Regions from separate parts of the Homo sapiens genome. Here region 2 is linked to region 1. A link is a loop called in an ENCODE intact Hi-C map of the cell type or tissue named here. Cell type or tissue: CD4-positive, alpha-beta T cell. All regions are shown on one strand. Each heading gives the region's core, and the rest is flanking DNA. Links, peaks and the distances in the headings are about the cores only. Region 1 has its middle 11 kb from the start of IL26. Region 2 has its middle 17 kb from the start of IFNG.

Region 1 (11,482 bases), core at 1,145-9,144:
ATATGAAATATCCAGAATAAATGAGTACACAGAGACAGGTAACAGAAAGTTGGTTGCCCAGGGCTGGGAGGAGTGCAGAATGGGGAGTAACTGCTTAATGGTATGGGGTTTTCTTTGAGGGTAATGAAAATATTTTGGAACTAGATAAAGGTGATGGTTGCACAACATTATGAACGTACTAAATACCAATGAATTGTTCGCTTTTAAATGGTTAATTTTATGTTAGGTGAATTTCATCTCAACTGTTAAAAAAAGGAGGAGGAGAGGAGGAAGGGAAGGAGGGAGGGAAGAAGGAAGGAAAGAGAGAGCAAGAAAGCAAGAAAGCAAGAAAGCAAAAAAACAAAAGAAAAGAAGAGCCTCACCACAGATGCAGCAGTAGAGAGAGAAGCTACACCTGAGTCATATCTCTACCAAGTCTTATCTGGTACTTCCCTTCTTCTATAATCCAGAAGAATACTTTTTCAACTATACTGTTAATGTAAGCTTTTTAGTAGCTCTAGAAAAACATGCTTAAGAAGCAGAGACTCATACCTCATCCAGCTTTTAAAACATATTTAGATCCATTTAAATGCTTTTTTAAGAGGTGAAATCATGAACTAGTCACTTGTTTGTTGAACCAGAAATTAGTGGAATTAAGAGACACCTTGAATGTCATGAGTGATGACTTAATATTCCACAGGCAGTTGGGGGGAGACAATTTTTGTTTCCTAAAATACAGGCACAACCAAAGATTTCCTATTACGTTTGAGAATGTTGTTAGTTCTTAAAGCAGCTGGCATTGCTCCATTTTAGAGGAAGAATCTGAGCTGCAGGGAAGTCTCATCACACGCCCAGTGGCACACAGCTCAAAAGTGGCAGAGGATTCCAATCCATGTTCATGAAACTCCAAAGCCCACGTGTTTCCCACTGTCTGTGCAGCCTCCCACCACATTAGAGCAGTTCCCAAGGAATGTCTGAAGCTGTGGTAGGCACTACAGAAAATAAGAGATGGGACAGTAACCTAAGAAAAAAGGAAGAAATGAAAATAGGAAATACCTAAGGAATAGTAAAACTTAAATGTTTATGGTATTTTAAAGCTCTTGCATATATATTATAACAATATCTAATTGTAAATAGTACTTCCCAAAGCCACCTCTTTACTTGATCTTCCCAATCCTGCTATAAGAAGTAGAGGGGATCTTGTTTTCTCCAGTTTACAGGTGGGAAAGCCGATACTGACAGAGGTTGTGTGACCTGCCTGAAGGCACAAAGCCAGGAGGTAACAAACCTGGGCCTTGACCCATGTCTTTGAACAACAAACCCAACGGTATTCCCACAGTACCATCTTGCCTCTGGATTAATAAGTAAACATTACATATGTATCATTCCAAAATATCCTTATAGGCAGTGTGAGAATAAACCTACCTTTGAGGAAAATTTTGTATGCTCAAATAGCTATTATTGCAATATATCAATACTCTTCATAGCTTTATAGGTTTGGGGTTATTTTAGCATTTTCAGATTTGACAAACTGGCATTATACATATTGGCTACTCGTTCTCTGACAATGAATAGTACACCATCTACATGATCTGCAAAGAATATGGTACCCTAACTATATTTCAAAAATAAGTCAGCAGATTGCCCATCATCGCTCACACCAAAGGTGATGGAAAATAGCTTCCCTGCTGTTTTCATCTTCACTCTTAGCCCAGCAAAAGAAAAAGGAGAAAAGAACGCACAGTGCACAAAGCCTCCCAAGTTTTATCAAAGCACAGGTGACATCAAAATAACCTTTCCATTTCATTTTCTAAGTACATCAACAAGAAGGTTCACAGTAATAACATCAAGAATTGAGGTGATGTTTAGAAGTCACAATTGTGAGAGCTCTAGAAATAGATGTATCTTTTCTGTCAAAACACATTAATTGTTGCTTCAGCTCTTTGACCCGTGTCCCTGAGGCAGTCAACGTGAGCATGTGATAGACTCTGCTTGGGCTGAGCAATGAATTTGAGCCTGAACTTTCAGGGCACCAGGAATGCGATTTCTCCCTTAAGGATCCCCCTCCAACCCAGAGTAAAAGCCAATATCCTTTCTGCGGCCTAAGGACCTATCCTATCTTGCCTATGCTCCTTACCCCTAACCCTCCCTGCCCCCCAACCTCTATTCCTATTCCTCCTCCTGGCTCACCTAGTCCAGCACAATAGGCTCCTCACTCTTGTGAGGCCCATGGAGCAGGCCTGTGTCTCAGAGCGTTTGCACTTGCTGTTCCCTCTGTCTGAAATGCTTTTCTGTATAGTTAGCAAGCCCTTTCAACTCTTTCAAGTCCTTGCTGAAATATCACCTTCCCAGCAGTGCTTTTCCTGGATGCCTATTATAGGCCAAAGGAGGCATGGGGCGCATGTGTCGTCCTCCATGCCCTCAAATTCTTATGTTAAGGTCCTAACCCTCGGCTTCTCAGAATGTGACTGTGACTAGATTTGAAGATAGGATCTTTAAAGAGGTGATAAAGTTAAAAATGAGGTCACTAGGTTGTGCCCTAATGCAGTATGACGGGAGTCCTTATTAGAAGAGGAGATGAGGGCACAGGTAGAGAGGGAAGACCAACTGAAGACACAAGGAGGGGCCATCTACAAGCCAAGGAGAGAGGACTCAGCAGGAACCAACCCTGCCGACATTGTGATGTCAGACTTGTAGCCTCCAGAACTGTGAGAGGATAGCTTTCTGTTATTTAAGCCACCCAGTGTGTGGGGCTTTGTGGTGGCAGCCCTAGCAAACGAATACAATGCCCTAATTAGGATTCACCCGACTCCCACTCCCTCTATCTCTTTTTTTTGTTTTATTTTCTCCAAAGCCGTTATCATTATCTAACATATGATATATTTCATTTGTGCATTTTGTTTGCTATTTATCTCCCTTTGCTAAAATCTAAGCTCTATCGGAGCAAGGATTTTTGTCTGCTTGTTCGTTGCTGTTACCTCAGTTCCAAACAGTGACTGGTCCATGGTATGTGCCCAATAAATACCATCGGGTTACCGGAGACACCTCCCTACCATCACCACAGAATGCCCTGTGGGACAAAATAGACTATAGGGCTATTTGGGCCATGAGGAGGAGGAAGAAGAAATGTGGGGACATTTGGCATAAAATGATGAGCTCTGCTTTCGGAGGGCTTCTCTGGAAGCTTCTTCTTGATCCTCTTCTGAGATTGGGCAGCCACAAATAGTTCTTTATCTCCTAATTTTGCCTTAGACATCTACAGAACCCACAGTGGGCATCCCCTCCCCTGCCTTCATCATTGTTTCCTGTCTCTCCTCTGCATTTCAAACCAAAGCAGAGGGTAGGAGGGCAGATGAGCTGAGTGTCTGGGTTAGATAGGAGCCTCTAGTGCAGCCCTGTGTTGGCTGATGCCGATGACTTTTCTTCTCTCTCTCTCTCTGCATCTTTTCTCTCATAACTTCCTACACACCATCTGTTCCCTTTACTGCAGTTAAATATGTCTGTGTTTCTTTGTATTACAGGCCTAGGTGCTCTCTGATGGTGGGAATCCACTAATAAGAGGTGTCCAGTTCTTCTAGCAAACTTGTCAGTGCTCATGTCTTCCATGGGTTGTGCCCTGAATCAATGCATTTATTAATTCTTTCAAAATGCAAAATAAAAATTATGTGTTGAGCCTCTACTAGGTGCCAAGAGATATCTTGTCTATGCCCCTTACCCCCATCCCTTGCCCCCCCTACAAACTCTTACCGTTATGGAGCTTAGATTCACATAGGAAATTGGCTCAGCCCAGGTTCCCCAGAAGATAGAGCATGAGGATAAGTTTCTGTGCTGAAGCTCTATTAGGGAAGAGTGAGAGTGATGGAAAAAAGAAATTAGGTCAACCAGGATGGGGAGCAAGTTCATGGCAATGCATAAGTGATCTAGCCAGTGCTTTATGAAGAGAGACAGCCAGCCTCTTGGCCATGTAGGATGTCTCCACAAAGGCTATGCAGAAGCATGCCTTGGGTCAGACCAGGGGAAGGAGAGAGGGGAATGAAAGTTAGATGCCAGCTTCCTCGCCTGCTCTAGGAGGAGTTAACTTCTTCAACCTCTGGATGGTACCTGCTCTCTTTAGCAGCCAAGGGGAAGGTAAATTCCACAACCTATTCCATGGCACTTTATCTGAGTCCAGAGTGGAAGAAAGAGCCAGAGATGATCACTGCAGTGGCAGCAGTGGAGCAAGACAGACCAAGAGAATCTGAGATGGTTCCCATGATGATACAGAGATTTATTGTCTATTGTAATAAAAAAAAACTTATTGTTATCAAAAATGGCTAACAGCAAGGTAGGTTCATCAATATAACAAACATATCACTCTGGTGGGAGATGCTGATCATGGGGTAGTCTATGCATCCATGGGACAGAGGGTGTTTATGGGAAATCTCTGTACCTTCTGTTCAGTTTTGCTGTAAACCTAACACGCCCTATTTATAAAATGGCTAACAAGATAAAATGCTACGATAGTCACGATTTTATTTTATTGTTCTGCAATAACAACTGTGGTTGATATGGAAATTTAATGCAATTTTTGTTAACTCTGGGTCACACCCAGTGCTGAATTTATCTGCCATCTGCCACTCATAACAGATCTTAATAGTTGCCCTCATAACAGATCTTAATAGTTGCCCACAAAACCAATGTCTTTTAATCTTAATCATGGAATTTTGTTTGGGTGTCAGTGTGTGTAGTGCCAGGAGATGAACTGTGGATGATCTAAGCCCAAAGTCAGCAAATCATGACGCAAATCTGGCCTGTAGCTGGTTTTTGTAAGGCTTATGAGCTAAGAAGGGTATTTACACTTTTAAGGGGCTGAGAAGAAGGAGAAGGAGGAAGGAAGATAAGGCGGGAGGAGAAGGAGTAGGGGAAAAGAAGAGGAGGAGAAGGAGGAAGAAGAGAAAGACAAGGAGGGGAAGAAGAAGAAATATACAACAAAGACCATATGTGGCCCACAAAGCCTAAAATATTTACTATTTTTCCTTTAACAAACAAAAATCTTGTCCATTCCTAATCTAAGCCAATGATCAGAATGAACATATGAGACATATTTGACCAAACAGATTATGAGGGGATTTCTGCCTATAGGGCAGGTCCATTTGGAGGGAGGGCAAATCAGCATCTCCCTGGGCTCCCCGCCTGGGGAGAGGGAGAGGAGCTTGGTCGCGGTGCACCTTATTTTTCATTTCTGAGTATCATTAAAATTCAATTTAAACAATTATTCTTCCAGCCAAGATGGAAGTGATTTAATTTCTCCATGAGGATAGGTGTACTTCTCATTTTAAGGACAAGGAATTTTCCATGCAAAGGTTCTGGGGCAGTGAAGAGCAGATCACATGCACTCTGTAGACAAGCCCCATTGGAACAACCTTCTGAAGATGAAAGCCTGGAGAGTTTGGCAAAACCATGGGAAGAAAGCTCAAGATGATTCAACCATGGCTTTAAACCGCAGGGTTCCTAGCAGCCTTCACATGTCAGCAATTATCAATAAAAGCAATCCAACTAGGCTGTAGTTGGGTCTCCTACAGTTTGAGTGTTCCCTTTGAGGGAACACCTCTTGTCTGGCTGTGTCAGAAACAACTTAATTGCTGTGTATTTAGTTTTTTGAATGGATTTTACTCCACACCATCAGTGGCACCAGCTTTCGTATCATTCCTGTGAGCACCTGGTGGTGGGAAGTTTTCATGAGTATCAGCTGCCTAAACTCACCAAAGAGAAAGTGAAAGTACACAGCGTTGATGGAATTGTCATATCAGCCTGTAGCAGGTTAGGGGCTGAGGCCCGGTATGAGCCCAAATCCTGTTAGTCCACCAAGCTCCCTTTGCATAAGTCCCATCAAGAACTGCGTTTCCAGGGACTAGAAATAGAAAACTGAAGAGAATTAATGTTACCAGCTACTGGCCGTTTCCCACTGCATTGCCCACACAAGCTGTGCTCTAGCCACACGGACTTGTGGCCCTCGCCTGAGCACTCTATCCACTTTCACATCCCCAACTCTTTGCTCATCTGGGTCCTTGGGTCCAGAAAGCCATTCAATCCTTTGTGTATCCATCTCAAGCATTTACTGAGCACCTATAAAGTGCCAGGCATTTTCAGGGTATAGGGGCTTAAATGTAGGCAACAGTTTCTGTCCTTAAAAATTCTCAAGATAGACACATAACAAGGGATTAAACTACAGTGTGATAAATGCTAAGAGAGATGTAAATTATACCTTGAGAGCCCTGAAGATGGAGCAATTAACTACGGCTGGATTGCAAAGGGGAAGAAAAAAGGGAAATTTCACAGTGTTGTCATTTGAACCCATTTAAATCCTTCTTGTCCTCCAAAAGATCAGCTTAAATGCAACCTTCGGTGCCTTCCCAATGATGATTGTCATCTTGTTGGTGCCTCACTGGTAGCACATGTCAGTCCACTTGTGCCCTAGGCTGTTGCATGCCTGTCTTCCTCGCAAGACAACTGCAGACTCCTTCAGGGCAGCATCCAAATAAAATCTGACCTTGTGTTTTCAAAGCCCATCCCACAGGATCTTGTATATCCTATGATCTAAAAAATCGTTTAGGAACTAAATTGAATTGAAATTTCTAAGGCTTTCACTGAGACAAGCAGCAATGTAAGAGTTCTAAAATTCCTGGGCAGTTACTGTGCTTAAAAATAGCATCTGTGGCGATGGCAAGATGAAAATGTCACAGATGAAAGAACAGCTCACAAAAGCACCTCACAGCCTGTGAATTTCAAAAAGAAACAGTGCCTACTGGTAAGGACTCAGCTGGTCAATTTCTAGGTGCTATAGAGATTAAACTGCACACACATGGCTAACATAAGATTCAAGATGCAGAGAATGAACCCAGATGGTTAAGCCCCATAGAAACAATGAAGGGACTGTGACTAATAGAAACACGTTGGGTCACCCTGAATATTTTTAGTAGCTGTAACAAGAAAAGAGGAGGAAGATGGGCCACACACAACAGAATCAGCCAAAATGCAAGGTTAAGAGGAGTCAGAATTATTCCAGTGAAAGAATCTCTCATCCTGTAGCTTGCATAGTAGCCCAAATTAAACAAAGATTCCTATGAATGCCCTTGGATGCTGCAGAGAGGGAAGAGCAAACACAGAAAGGAGCAAGGGCACTCCTGGGACTGAGGGGCAGAAGGGAATTTTAGGCTCCTGTAGGCGATAGTGCACATTGGCCTCAGCACCTCTACTTCTTTGTGGAGAAAACTGTTGGAGAAACAGGAAAACAAAATATTAAACAGTATTTAAATTTTAGAAATCAAAATACTGTTGTTTCCAAGTTTGTTTTGTTACAGGATCAAAAATTTACACACGACTCAGACACACCCAAAATTGGTTTTATTTATTGTCCATAAATGATTTCACCTAAATTCCCAGACTCCATCCTGCTGCTGGGTGGGAGTTGGGGAGGGGCGGGAAATGGAAGGGGGAAGAAGAGTAAATAGGGCAGAGTCCCAGTAGAAAATGTATGCTACGTTCAAACTGGGGAATGGATAAGAGTTTAATAATAGATTGATTTTCTTAAGGCATTGTGTTAGTGTGTGCTGCTATAACAAAATACCACAGACCAGATAATTTATAAAGAACAGACATTTATTTCTCACAGTTCTGGAGGCTGGGAAGTCCAAGATCAGGGTGCCAGCAGGTTTGGTGTTTGGTGAGGGCTGGCTCTCTCTCTGCTTCCAAGATGGCGCCTTGTTGTTCATTCTCCAGAGAAGACGAATGCTGTGTCCTCACAGGGTGAAGGTGGAATGGAAAAAAAAGGGCCTAACGCTGTGTGGAGTTTCTTTTAAAAGGGTCTGAATCCCATTCAGGAGGGAGAACCCCTCATGACTTAATCACCTCCTAAAGGTCCCACATCTTAATACTATTGCATTGGAGATAAAGTTTCAACATGAATCTTGGAGGGAACACAAACATTCAAACCATAACAGGTGTGGAAAGAGCTCAAGGAAACCAACAAGAAATAGTGCAATTCCCTGAGACTAACAACAGCTAGCTGGCTGTTGAAGTAAGGGTTGAGAGTGGTTTTCAGAACTAACAAAGATATCTATATGGAGAAGGGCTGTCTGCAAGAGCTGAGGCTTTTGGTAGAAGTACATAGCCAACCAGCATGGCAGCCTGGCAGGAGAGCTCCAAGGGATTAGATACTCTGACCTTATCCTCCCCACCCCCCAGCCCACCCTTCGATCTCCCGGTACTTCTTCCATTAGCCAAATACAATCAAAAGCCAGGGAGCTTGCATGTATATGAACCAATCCATATACGTCAGCCTCTTTGGGCACCAAGTAGAGTGGAAAAGTACAGAATATGGATCTGGAGGGCCAGATGGACACCTTGCATCCCTTGTGTCTTCAGCATCCACTCTTATCTTTATCCAGGTGAAAAATGTGTATTGGCAGCCTAGGAAACATATAGAATCTCATCAGCTACCATATCATTATAGGATGATGTCATTGTGGTCATATTCCCACCTGAAAACAAAAATATTAGCCACCACAAGTACTCTTCAAATAAAAGGGAGGAAAGGAGGGGAGAAGACAAACAATGAACAGAAATCCTATCTGCTACAGCTCCTGCTTTTATAGCAATTCGAAAGACCCAAGTTAACAAGTGTGGATTCTTTCTTCCACCACCGCTTTATTTTTCCCTTACCCTCTGCCTGTACCACAGTAGAATGGAGTCCTTTGCCTGGTAAAGTGACTTAAACCCTCATTCCCATAGAAACGGAATGCTTAATGATTCTGTCTCTTCTGAGTTGATGCAATTTTCCAATGAAAATACTCCTGAACAAGGGGCTGTTACAAGAAAAATCCAGTGAATCTCCTCGGTTCAGGCAGAAGATAAATTCACTGAGGCTGTGTTTGCCTCCGAGACAAGAGGACTTCAGCCTTCAACCCTTGGTATTACTTCATTCTCCTCATCTAAGTGTCTTCACTCAAATCTTAAAAACTTCCTTTCAGAAAAAATCACCTGTCTTCCTTCAATTCCTATACGGAGCACTTTCTGCTAGTGAATAATATAGTATAAATGAAGAACCAGAAGAAACACTAAAGAATTTCTTTTCCTGTTTGTGAATGTGATTCATACATAACTCCTATTTCCCAGGCAACCCATGCTGAGTGTCACAGTAAGAGTCACAAGCCAGATTTCTCTGGCTCTGCTCCCTTCCACTCCAATGCAATCATTGCTTCTTTCCTAGACTCTCGTCCTGGCCTTGCTTCTATCCTTACTCCTCCTAGATTTACTCTGCATTATCAACCAGAGTGATCTTTACAAAACATGAGTCATACCAAGCCTTCCTCATGCTTGAAACCCTCTGGTGGCTTTTCCTCAGCCTTAGAACAAAATCCAAAGTCCTGCTCTAGCTTGCAAAGACACACATACCTGGTCCTAGTCAAATGTTGGGCTCATCTTAAGCTTTGCCCTTTACCCAGGCTACTCCAGTCCCAACCTTCTTGCTACTTCTTGAATACGCCAAACTTGCCTCATCTCAAGGTGATATCCCCAGATATTCACATGGCCCATGTCCCCACCTCATTCAGATATCTGCCCTCCAAGAGGCCTTCCCTGATCTCCTTACCTAAATTAACCCCCATTAAGTTCTACCCCCACGCCCTACTTTGTTTTTCTTCATAGCAGATATCCATGCTTGTTATTATACTATATGTCCTCTGTTATATTTACATTAGAATGCAAGTTCTATGAGGACACGGGCTCTGTACGTATGATGTTTACCTTCACACCCCATGGCATCAGGTTAACACCCAATAAGTACATACTGAAAATTAAATAAGTGGCCAAAGTAAATAAATAACTAATTTCATATGTGCTAAGTACAACAAAGAAAAATGAAGTGGGGTGATGGGAGGGGAGGGGAGGGTGTGGAGGGTGGTGAAGAGGTTGTGTTTGATAGGGTGGCCAGCATAGATCTTTCTGAGGCAGTAACATTTGAGCAGGACCTGAATGAAGGGAGGGAATTATCATGAAATATTAGTGGGAAGATTGTTCTGGGCTTAGGAAAACAGCCAGTGCAAAGACTCCTTGTCAGGAGCTAGACTGGTGCATGTGAGGACCAGCCGGTAGGCCTTGTGACTGCAGCAGAGAGCTCAAGGGAAGGGTGATAGCAGATGAGACTGCAGAGGTGGGGTGATGATATAAACTTTCAGTTTCATTCTCACTGTGAAGGGAAGCCCTTAGGGGAAGCCAGGATGTGCCCAATCTACTGTTTTTAATTTGTAAGTTTACTTTGGCTCCTGAGTTAAAAACAGACAGTAGGAGGAACTTTAGAAACTTCAATACTATGGTAATTTAGAGGACAGATGATAGTGGCATGGATGGGCTTTAGCCAGAATGAGAAGTGAACAGATTCAGCCGTTACTTTGGAGTTAGAGCAAACAGGACTTCTGACACATTCAATGTGCAGGGTTAGGGAAGGAAAAACCAAGGTTGACTCTAGCTACTTCTGAAATATATCAGAATATAAAGTCTCTCAGTTTCTTACCTTCCAATTTTAGGGGTAAATATTCTTCCACTTATAGCTCAGTTTCCAGAAGACTGGCCAAAAAAAATATGATATCAACTTTTGCTCTAGTCATTACATGGAGACTCATTTGGAAAAGGAAAGACTCCTTAACCTCAGCTAATCACAGAAAAAAAAATATTATAATTCTATCATCCCTGAAAGGGAACATCAGTGCCTCTCAGCATTTGGAACCTGCCATGGGTGAGCAGCAACTATCTGAGGCCCATGGTACAGGTGGTAAAAGAACTTACCAAGACAGTTGTAGGTAAAGAAAGGCAGATTTATTAGAGAAAGTATGATAATATGTTGCAAGAGTGCAATGGGCAAGTTAGTAAAAGACGGGCTAACTGCCGGGAAACAAAGGCTTGCTGGGGATTTTGTAGACTGGAACGTGGGCCGAAGAGTGCTGCCTGCAGTACTGATAACGCCAAGGCTGCAGGGAGCTAACTCGCCGGTGTCTGGTGGTAAGCTGGGCACAGGAGGGCTATATGTCCTGGACCATGAAGAAAAGCAGACTTTATAGCTTATCTACTTGCTTTTTTTGCTTTCCCTCAGTCCCACCAGCCTAACTCCTTTTCCTTAATTAGGACTTCACATTCCCCCCCTAACAGAGCAAGAATGACAAATCTTTGGCATGTGAGTGAAGGTCTCATCTTCCAACTGCTTCCTGCTGACCAGAAGTGAAGAGTTGGCCCTACCTAGGATTGCTGCTCAGTTAGGAGGTTCCATGGGTCTAAATCCCTAAGTTAGGACTTAAATTGAGCCGGGTTGCTGTGAGACTATGGGGGAACCGCATTTGCAGCCTAAAATTTTGTTCTGCTGCATCCAAAGGAGAGTCATGGAGTTCTTTTAGAAGCTGATATCCCTCGCTGCAGTAACATTTTGGTTTGAGATTATTGTATTCTAGAAGACGCAACATGAGATATTGCAGTA
Region 2 (11,482 bases), core at 1,061-9,060, 60 kb before region 1:
TTGGCTCCAGTAAAACGGAGCTTAGGAATAAGTGTGTGTGCAGCTAAAGATTTCTATCAGCAAAAATAATGGTGCCTCATAGTAATTAACAGCTGCCACAGTGCTTTATATGCACCATCTCATTTAATTATGACAACCATCCAAAGAAGACAAATTTATTTTTGTTTTATAGAGGAGAAAAATGAGTCTCAGAAAATAAGCAACTTATCCAAAGTCACTGGCCTAGTAAGTGATAAAGCTGGGTGTGGCTAAGTTCACTGTTGATGCTCTTAACCACTCAGCTGCAACCAGCCTAGCTACTGCTCTCTAATTTGCTCCTGAAAGCTTAACGTGCCTAATATTATATCATTAAAATTATTTGTGCACATATATGAAAAAACAAATCTGACTAATTTTAGCTGAAAGGTAACATTTAATGAAGGCATATGGAGGAGCTCATGGATGGAAGACATAGCTGAGGAACCATGTTCAATACAGACAATCTACCAGGCAATCCCAGAAGGTCTCTGCCGCAGAAACTACTCAGCCCTTCTGCAGAGCACCATGCAGGAACAAATTGGTAAATTCCAATGCTTTTGTTCTTATCTTTGTACCACTCTGCTCCAGAATCAAACCCTAGAAAGTGAGTCTAATGAACACGGATGAGTTGACTGCCTGCTGGCATTAATCCTACAGTGCTGAGTAAAAAAAAACTGGTAGAAGGACCCTCTAGGTATCCTTTGGATTTCATGATGAGGTACAGGCAACCCCATGTGCCAGATTTACCAATCCAACCTGACCAAACATATTGAAGGTAATGAGATTCAAAAAAGAAAAAAAAAAGAACAAAACAAAACAAAAAAACTAGATTGTCATTAAAATGAGGGCAGATTTTTTTTGGCAAAACAGAGAAAAAAATGACCTCAACAGGGACATTCAGAAGCACTCTTGAAATGACAAAACCCTCAGTGGAATTTATAGCATAACTTTCTTTTTAATATTCCATTTCTGGGTCAATCCTTGATCCTGTTAACACTTTAATAAGCAGCAACAAAGAGAGGCATCACTGCAGAGACTGTGCAGATACTAAATCAGCTTATGTACATTCTGTCTAGGAAGACTTTTGGAACAGAGGCTGGCTTGCTGTTCATCAAATTTATTTGTGAGTTCTAGCCCATGGAATGTGAGTGGAAGTGATGTGTGCCATCCTCCATGGGCCATCTTCCATGTTTCTTCTCTGTTGACCAACTTGATACGAACATGCACAGTGACCTCACAGTCCAAGTATTGAAGATGGTGAAGATGGTGGAGCCACAGGATGAAAGGATCCTGGTCCTGCTTAGAGAAGAGATAGCTCCTGTTCTGTTACATCTATTTTTGACTTTACATGAGCAAAAAGTAAACTTCTATTAGGTTTAAGCCATTTTACATTTTAATATAGCTACTGAAACCTCGCATCTTGACTACAGCTTTTATGTAAATAAGAAATATGGCCTGTAATCCCAGCTGTTTGGGAGGCTGAGGCAGGAGGATCACTTGAGGCCAGGAGTTAAAGGCTGCAGTGTACTATGGTCAGACCACTGCACTCCAGCTTGGATGACAGAGACCTTGTCTTTAAAAGAAAAAGAAAAATGTATATTTCATATTTTAAAATAAATTTTTGGCTGGGCACAGTGGCTCATGCCTGTAATCCCAGTGCCTCAGAAGGCCGAGGCAGGAAGATCTTTTGAAGCCTGGAATTCAAAACCAACCTAGGCAACATATTGAGACCTTGTATCAAAAAAATATTTTTTTTAATTAGCTGGTCATGGTGTGTTGTGCCTGTAGTCCCAACTACTCAAGAGACCAAGGTGGGAGGATCGCTTGAGCCCAAAAATTCAAGGCTGCACTGAGCTGTGATCACGTCATTGTGCTCCAGCCTGGGCAACAGCCTAAGCAACTCTGTCTCTAAAATATATACATGTATTACATATAAAGTAAATTCTTGGCTGGGCGCAGTGGCTCACGCCTGTAATCCCAGCACTTTGGGAGGCCAAGGCAGGCGAATCACGAGGTCAGGAGTCCGAGACCAGCCTGGCCAACATAGTGAAACCCCGTCTCTACTAAAAGTACAAAAAATTAGCTGGACATGGTGGCAGGCACCCGTAATCCCAACTACTCAGGAGAATGAGGCAAGAGATTCACTTGAACCCAGGAGGCAGAGGTTGCAGTGAGCCGAGATCACGGCACTGCACTCCAGCCCAGGCAATAATGTGAGACTCTGTCTCAAAAAAAAAAAAAAAAGTAAATTCTTAAATTTACTTTAATGGCTTTAGAGCAAACACCGTCACTGCCTACTCAGACTTACATTGCCCAAAAACCTATTCCTTTCATGTTTATAATACTTCCTTGTTGGGATTGCCTTCTTAAGACTTTTTAAATTTGAAAAACCTATAAAGCCACTGTTTATTTGCTATTTATCAAACTTTAATTTGGGTTTTTTGTTTTGTTTTGTTTTGTTTTTTGCATTCTGATGTTTTTTTTTTCTTTTTTGTTTTAATTTATTTGCTTGCATGATTATTTTAGCTATAATTTTAGCTATCATTTCCCTAATTCCAAAAGAATTTGTGGTAACTGGCATTTAAAGGTTTTTTCCTAATCTTTTAACTTAGAAAGGCAATGGGTATCATAAAGCTAAGTAAGAAAGCTAAAGTTCTTATCTCTTTTCTTCTTCAAAGAGGGTAGCTTCTTTTAGATTGCAGCACAGAATTTTTTTTTTTTTAACTTCAGGCAACTCTAAACATGTGTCAGTTTCTTTAATTAAGATTTGGCATCCCCAACCATCTCATCTGACAAGAACAAGCAAGGGGGAACATATTCCCTATTTAACAAATGGTGCTGGGAGAATAGGCTAGCCATATGCAGAAAATTGAAACTGGACCCTTCCTTAAACCTTATACAAAAATTAACTCAAGATGGATAAAAGACTTAAATGTGAAACCCAAAACTATAAAAACCCTAGAAGAAAATCCAGGCAATGCCATTCAGAAGATAGGCATGGACAAAGATTTTATGACAAAAACACCAAAAGCAATTGCAACATAAGCAAAAATTGACAAATGGGATCTAATTAAAATAAAGAGCTTCTGCACAGCAAAAGAAACTATCATCAGAGTGAACAGACATCCTATAGAATGAGAGAAAATTTTTGCAATCTAGCCATCTGATAAAGGTCTGATATCCAGAGTCTACAAAGAAGTTAAACAAATTTACATTAAAAAAAAACTCAACCCCATTAAAAAGTAGGCAAAGGATATGAACAGACACTTCTCAAAAGAAGACATGCATGCAGCCAACAAACATGAAAAAAGCTCAACATTACTGGTCATTAGAGAAACGTAAATCAAAATAATAATCAGATACCATCTCATACCGGTCAGAATGGTGATTATTAAAAAGTCAAGAAAAAATGATGCTGGTGAGGTTGCAGAGAAAAAGGAATGCTTTTAGATGGTTAGTGGGAATGTAAATTAGTTCAACCATTGTGGAAGACAGTGTAGCAATTCCTCAAAGATTTAGAAACAGAAATACCATTTGAACCAGCAATCCCATTATTGGGTGTATACCCAAAGGAATATAAATCGTTCTATTATAAAAACACATGCACACATATGTTCATTGTAGCACTATTCAAAATAACAAAGACATGGAATCAACCCACATGCCCATCAATGATAGACTGGATAAAGAAAATGTGGTATAAATATACACCATGGAATACTATGCAGCCATAAAAAGGAATGAGATCATGTCCTTTGCAAGAACATGGATGGAACTGTAAGCTGTTATCCTCAGCAAACTAACACAGGAGCAGAAAACCAAACACCACATGTTCTCACTCACAAGTGGAAGCTGAACGATGAGATCACATGGACACATGGGGGGAACAATACGCACTGAGGCCTGTTGGGGAAGTGGGGTGAGGAAGAGCATCAGGAAGAATAGCAAATGGATGCTGGGCTTAATATCTAGGTGATGGGTTGATCTGTGCAGCAAATCAGCATAGCACACATTTACCTATGTAACAAACCTGTACATCCTGTGCGTGTACCCCAGAACTTAAAATAAAAATTGATGGAATAAAAAAGATTAGGCATCCCAAAACTTAATGATATATAACTTGTCCTATTTGAAAATTAGAAACATCATTTGCTAATTAGAATCATAGATCATGACTTATATGCTGGTCATATTTATGGTTGCATTAGGAATCCTATCAACCACAAAAAAAGTATGCCCTGCACTCTGTCTTTTTTTTCCTAAAAAGAAAAATAAAGCCAATCACAAGAGGGAAAATCTAAATGACATTTCACAAAGTGTTCAATCTATGCTTCCATTAGGAAAGTGAAAGAACCCAAGAATGGGAAATATTTCTTGTCACCCCAGGTGAATTTGAAGAAGTATTTTTCTGGTTGGCTTTTTCAGCAAGACTAACAACATTCTGTTCTATTGGCCTGTGGTCAGGGGTTTCCCCCAAGGTGCCTTCCATCTCTCGGCAAAGAGCAGTAACTTGGTGGGTTGTTTTCTTCTTAGTCACCTGATAGGATTTCCCAGGACAGAGGTGTCAAGCCAATTCTGACCTAACTTCCCATGTCCTTCCTGTGGGTCACCCTGAGAAAAAAGGAAATCGCTCTTCTCCCCCACCTGGTGCTGATGTCATTCCTCTCTTCAGCCCAGCGTCTCAATGCACTCAGGGACGCTTCTGCCTCTGCAAAGAGCAAAGGCTTCAAGTGATGGCCTTGCATGGTAGCATTCTCTATCACAGAGTCAGGAAGCTCTTAGACTTCCTTTTATTTGAAGAACTGCAAGGAAACCACCTGCAGAGCTCCCAAGACCTCAAGAGTTTGTTTTGCACCTTCGCTCTTCTGAGGTAATCACACCTGCTGCCACAGCTTCAATAGCTGAAGCCAAGGAGTAAAAATTGCACCAACATCTATAAATCCATATGAAGCTGAGTGGTCTGAATAACCTTACCAGATGTTTTTCTCATAGAAGAAAAAAAGTCCAAGTTATCCTCATGTGCTTTTCTTCCTCACTAGGTTTTAAGGTCCTAGAGAGTATACACTGCCTCTTAGTCTTCTTCATCTATCTCAAAGTGCCTGGCTGAGTGCTTTACATGAAGTATCCAATAATTCTTGACCATCAGACCTGGGGGGTGGAACCAGCAGGGCCATTTAGCCAGGGCTGCAAGCCCAAACAGATCTCTATTCTTCAGCTGCAAGTTAGTGCCCAAGCCACATAGGGAATAGGATGATACCTCATTACACATGCTGATGTTAGCTTTAAACTATGCCTGCCCTCTGTTTTCCTAAAAGCTGTGTTACTGCCAATCTCAAAAGCTGCTGTTCATAGTCATTCACTGTTGGACATTAATGACAAATCACTTTCATGAACTGACATCCATTTAAAGGGATTTTTTAAAAATGTGTTTATCTCATAACTGCTCCTGTTTATATGAGGATCCTGTCTTCTTTGAGATTATAATGACAACAAATGTTATTCGTTTTCTGCACTATTCATATAAACAACATAACTGGGCATAATACTTTCATGATATCATGTCATTACTAATAAATCACCTTTTTAAAACATCTCTATGATAGTATCATGGTTAACAAACAGCACAGACAAAGGAGCAAGACTGAGTTTGAGTCCAGGCTCCATCTTTTACCAGCTGTGTAAACTGTGTGAATCTAGGCAAGCTCCTTAAAGTCTCTGGACTCTACTTCACAGGTTTTTTGTGGGATTCAAATGAGTTATATGTGCAGCTCTTGGAATAATACTTGGCATATAGCAAGCACAATGTGTGCTCATCATTTTTATTTCCATTTTATGGGTTTTTTTCCCTTGTAACCTGATTTAGAAGTTGTATTTGTACATTTCTTCATGTTTAACGTATTTGTTCAGGTTAAATTGAAATATTTTACATATAGAAACTGAGGTTGGGTTACCTCAGAAACAGAGCTTGAGACAAGGATTTTTTTTTTTTTTTTTTTTTTTTGGTGGTGATTCTAGGAAGCACCAGTAGAAAAGAGGCAAAGAGATTCAGGGAAGGGAAGGAAGTCAGTTCAGGGTGGTTCCCAAAGGGAGCTACTGTAGTCAACTGAGACTCAGCCCACTATAGACCTCTGGGTGATGGTGTAGCCCATACCCCAAAGTTATCCTGCCCAAGGGACGAAGAAGTTGGGGTATCTATCCTGCGACTATCTTTAGCACTGTCTGAGCACTGCTCCCAGGGCATTAAACCCCTAGCTCTTCCAGTCTTCCTCATGTGAAAATAGAAAGAAGCCCTTAGGCCAAGAATAGTGAACTGTTACAGTCACAGGCAGAGGGTAAGAAGAGAGAGGGAGGCTGCTGAGAGGATGTTGGCAAGGCAGGTAGTATCTGCTATGAGAAGTTATTAATTATTCCCTCATATTTTTTTTCAGTTTTTATTACATCCTTTATTTTTCGGCATTAGTGTCAGTATACCAACAAGTTGCATTTGCCAGGACTTTTGTGGTGACAAGTGACGAAAATTCCAGTCACACTATTTTGATCAAAGAAAGGATCTCAGAGACAGGTACTCAAGTGTTGACAGGATTTGTCTCTCTAGCTGTCACTTCTGCTTCTCTTTGTGAGACAATGTCAATCCTGCCTCCCACAGAGCAGCATTCACCAGCTGGAAGGTAAGTTAGCCATTAAGGCATTTAATTGAAACACTGCACTAATTCATCAAATACTTGCTGAGCTACATATTTATATCATCAGGGAAATGCAAATTAAAACAACAAGATACCCACACACCCATTATGAAATGGCAAAAATCTGGAACACTGACAACACCAAATGCTGGCTGAGACGTGGAGCATCAGGAACTCTGACTGAAGGTACAGCCACTTTGGAAGACAGTTTTGCAGTTTCTTATAAAACTAACCTTACTCTCACTATACCAGCCACCAATCACAACATTCCTTTGTATTTACCCAAAGGAGTTGAAGTCTTATGTCCACACAAAAATCTGCACACAGATGTTTATAGTAGTTTTATTCATAGTTACAAAAACTTGGAAGTAACCATGATATCCTTCAGCAGATGAATGGTTTCATAACTGTGGTGTATCCATACAGTGGAATGTTATTCAGCCTAAAAAGAAGTGAGCTGTCAAGCAATAAAAAGACATGGAGGAACCTTCAATACATATCACTAAGTGAGAGAAACCAGTCTGAAGAGACTACACACTGCATGATTCAACCATATGACAGTCTGAAAAAGAAAGATCAGTGATTGCCAGAGGTTGGCAAGAGGAATGAAAAGGTGAACACAGAGCATTCTTAGGACATGCAAACACTTTGTGTGGGACTCAGAATGAGAGATACACATTCTGCCTTTGTTCAAACCCATAGAAGTTTCAACACTGAGAGTGCAAACCATGGACTTTGGATGATGATGATGCCATTGTAGGTTCATCAGTGGTAACGAGCGTACCTCTCTCATGGGAGATGTTGATTATGGGGAGAGGCTGTATATGTGTAGGGGACAGAGGGCATACGGAAAATCTCTGTACCCTCCTTTTAATTTTGCTGTGAACCTAAAAGTGCTCAAAAAAAATAAAGCCTATTAAAAAATACTTGTTGATGTGCAAGACATTCTTCTAGGCACTGAAGAAACAGCAAGAACTAACAAAAAAGGGACAAAACTCCTGTCCCCATGGGCCTTACATTGTAGTGGAGAAGATTAACATAAACAAACATGTAATTGTGTAATACAATGTCAGGTTGTGATTATGATTTGAAAAAGGAAAGCAGGAGAATGGAATAGTGCTATTTTAGATAGGGGGGTTGGGGAAGACTTTTCTGAGGAAAGAACATTTGAGCAGAGACCTGACTGAAGGTGGTGAGGGAGTCATGGACACGACTGGGAACCATGTCCCAGGCAGAGAAGAGCCAAATGGAAAAAGTCAAGACAGACGCCCCTTCAGCGAGGGCTGAGTCATAGCAGGGGTCATGTGTCTGGACCTGAGGAGCAGGCAGTGGGGTTGGAAAGATAACCAGGGGCCAGATCATGCCCCCAGAAAGCATTTTGGGTTTTATTCTAGAGGAAATGGGGTACTCTCTACTGGGTTTTGAACAAGAGAGTGACATGATCTGAGATATATTTTAATGGGATCACTGTGGTCAGCAAATGGAAATTTGGCTCTAATGGGACAAGGGCAGAAACTGAGAGGCCAATTTAGGAGGCTTCTGTACTCATCCAGGAAAATCCAACTGTGGGGCTCCAACAGTTCAAATGAATTCCCACCCAAAGAGTCAGAAAAAATATGGCAACACGCCCCCTCACAAATCATGTGTACCATATAAGCCAGCTTCTATAGAGGAAGGAAAGGTACTGGATGGACAAATAACAGGGCCCATCACATAGTTGTAATTTACAAATTACCTCACAAAAAGTGGTTATTTAAAATTTAGACACACTCCATCAGGATCATATGTCATCATTCATGTACAAATGAAGCATGTCATTAGAGCTTTGAAATTTCTGTTTTTAAAGATAGGAATGTAACTTTGTCCTAAAATAAAAATAAAATGAAAATATTGCTTTGATGAAAGCTTTATTATCATTTAAATGCACCTGCTAAAATTTAATATAACCCAGTAAATAAAAATGTATAGCAATTCTCAGAGTCAAACAAACAAAAACTGAGCTTATTATTAGTCATACTGAAAAAGAAGCTCAAAATTAGAGTTTTTTCATTGATACCCAACTAACATGCCAAAACTCAAAGAGTTGAAAAGCACTCCTGAAGGTAAATATACCCTTCTATAACCGTTATCAAATAAGACATAATTGTCTATATATTTGTCCATCTTATCCTTCCAACTTCATTTCACACTCCAGTTTTATTTGTTTGTCGAACACTAATTGTCTTTTTTTTCTCATCAGCCCTAACATATTGTAAAGTTCCATTTGTAACTACTTTAATATCCACATTATCATGCATCTTTCAGTAAAGTAAAAAATTGTCCAAGTTTCTCCATTCTCAGAGTTTTGTTTTTTGGTTTTTTTTTTTTTTGTTTGTTTGTTTTTGAGACGGAGTCTCACTCTGTCGCCCAGGCTGGAGTGCAGTGGCGCGATCTCGGCTCACTGCAAGCTCCGCCTCCCGGGTTCATGCCATTTTCCTGCCTCAGCCTCCCGAGTAGCTGGGACTACAGGCGCCCGCCACCGCGCCCGGCTAATTTTTTGTATTTTTAGTGGAGACGGGGTTTCACCGTGTTAGCCGGGATGGTCTCGATCTCCTGACCTCGTGATCCGCCCACCTTGGCCTCCCAAAGTGCTGGGATTACAGGCGTGAGCCACCGCACCCGGCCCATTCTCACAGTTTTACTACTTCTGTATGCTGACAGCCTGTCCATCTCTACCTCTAGGACAGACCTCTCTCCAGAACCTCTGATCCACCCAGCCCACTGCGGTGTAGACGGCCTAGAGCAGGTGTTATCTTGCTTAAGACTCCTTTGTTTAGAAGAATTACAAATCAGCTTAAGCTATCTTAAGAAAAAAAATTATTTAAGAACCCAGGTTTTGCTCAGAGAATCCAGAGCAGGAAGTTCAGCCATGGTTCAAGACCTTTCCCTATCTCTCTCTGGTTGTGTGCTACATAGTTGATCATCTCCACTTTCTGTGCACATTTGCCTCATTCTTTCTCCTCCTGCATCTTCCTCTGCTTCTCCTCTCACAGCTCTGGAGTTTTTACTTGTCCTATGGTTTCAACTATCTGAATCATAAATTAGAATTTCCAGTAGGAGCTGATTGATTTATCTCAGCCTTAAAGAACCCACAAGCCATTTTAAGATCTTCCCTGTGATGTGTGAAACCAGAAACTACATTTCCCAGAATCTTCTTCCTTGTATATTTCCTGGTTAGAGTTAGGCAATTGCAAGAGATTTAGAAAGTGAGATCATTATTCTCTAGAGGCGGGAGCATGAACAGATGTGAGGTTCAAAACAGCTTCCTGGCAAGCTTTTGATAATTTTCCACCTCAGTGCTACAGACTGACAGGGTGCATAGGAGCCCTGCACACAGCTCAGTGCTGTAGACTGACACTGTTGGTGGTGGCTTGCCTGACCACAGCTCCCTACAATGGTTGAATCAAGCTCTTGAGCTCTAAATCCCTACATTAAAACCTCACGCAACCTTGCAAGTGGAATAAAATACCTAAAGCAGCTTCTGTTTTCCTGGTCAAACCTTGACTGTTACACCTGAAAAAGCCAACAAACAAGGCTGCCAGGTGTGAGGTGGCTCTCAAAGCAGCTGTCTTAGTCACCCTAAACATAATCTAGCCACCCTAAGCATCCTCCTCTTGTGTTTTCTCTCCATGGTGGTGACATCAACTCTATCCAGTACCCTGAGAGGAAACCTCTCCCACATCAGCTCAGTCTCCTCAGTTCTGCCAATTTTATCTCCTAATCTGTCTAATATTTTTAGCTTTCTGTCCGTCCTTGGAAACAGCCTTATTATCTTTCCTGAACCCTGATAGCTGCCTAACTAGCTCTTGATCTCTGCTTATAGCCCCCTGAGCATCATTTTTTCAGGGATTCTTTCCAAAAGGAAAATCTGATTAGGGAAGGCCTTCCCTCAAATAAGAGTCACTCATATCTGAAAGTTATTTAACTTGTTGCAGGAGACCATCCCTGTGCTTCTGCCTACCCACCCATCCTCATGTCAGCATTCTCTGACTCCCATTTTAAACTCCAGCATTGCCATCTGGATTTCAGCACCAAGCTCTTGCTGAACCCACTGTCAGCTGATGGACCTGATAACTTCTACTTTTTAAGACTCAGGTTGGACATCACTTGTTCCAGGAGGCTTTTTTTTTTTTTAAGATGGAGTCTTGCTCTGTCGCCCAGGCTGGAGTGCAGTGGTGTGCAATGGCACAATCTTGGCTCACTGCAATCTCTGCCTCTCGGGTTCAAGCAATTCTCCTGCCTTAGCCTCCTGAGTAGCTGGGATTACAGGCATGCACCATCACATAGGGCTAATTTTTGTATTTTTAGTAGAGATGGGGTTTCACCATATTGGCCAGACTGTTCTTGAACTCCTGACCTCAAGTGATCCGCCTGCCTCGCCTCCCAACGTGCTGGGATTACAGGCGTGAGCCACCGCGCCCAGCCTCAGGAAGCTTTTGATGATTCACTCAGGTTGAATGCAGTTCTCATCCCCTGTGTTCCCTTAATATATTATATATAGCTCTGTCACTGTACTGATCATATTATCTTATAATTTTGTTTATATGCTTTAAGCTAGGAAGTTTTCCAGGACAAGAAATTTTGTTTTACTCATCTTTGTAATCCCAACATTTAGCACAGAGCCTAGCACATAACAGATGCAATTTATTATAAATGATTAATGAAAAAAAATATGAGATTTTTTGGGAGGCCGAGGTGGGCGGCTGAGGTCAGGAGATAAAGACCATCCTGGCTGGCACAGT

What was found. A loop is a pair of places that touch in the nucleus more often than their neighbours do. Peaks named below come from ENCODE experiments on the same cell type or tissue, not always from the same donor. Only the 100,000 strongest peaks of a DNase experiment are listed, where the experiment ranks them.
Region 2: a loop joins it to region 1, with 6 times the contacts of the local background. A loop is called at or near these places in 4 of 110 quality-filtered maps.

The regions. Positions count from the first base shown.
Region 1 is chr12:68,231,029-68,242,510 of GRCh38, forward strand. No RefSeq gene overlaps it. Among named protein-coding and RNA genes, the nearest start is that of IL26, 11 kb to the left of the region's middle. RefSeq lists an enhancer at 10,177-10,316. In CD4-positive, alpha-beta T cell, for the core only: no CTCF peak of the experiment used is centred there; DNase peaks (open chromatin) are centred at 3,303 and 5,733; H3K4me3 peaks cover 925 bases; H3K27ac peaks cover 1,005 bases.
Region 2 is chr12:68,171,196-68,182,677 of GRCh38, forward strand. No RefSeq gene overlaps it. Among named protein-coding and RNA genes, the nearest start is that of IFNG, 17 kb to the left of the region's middle. RefSeq lists an enhancer at 4,713-4,772. In CD4-positive, alpha-beta T cell, for the core only: no CTCF peak of the experiment used is centred there; a DNase peak (open chromatin) is centred at 4,646; H3K4me3 peaks cover 877 bases; H3K27ac peaks cover 3,227 bases.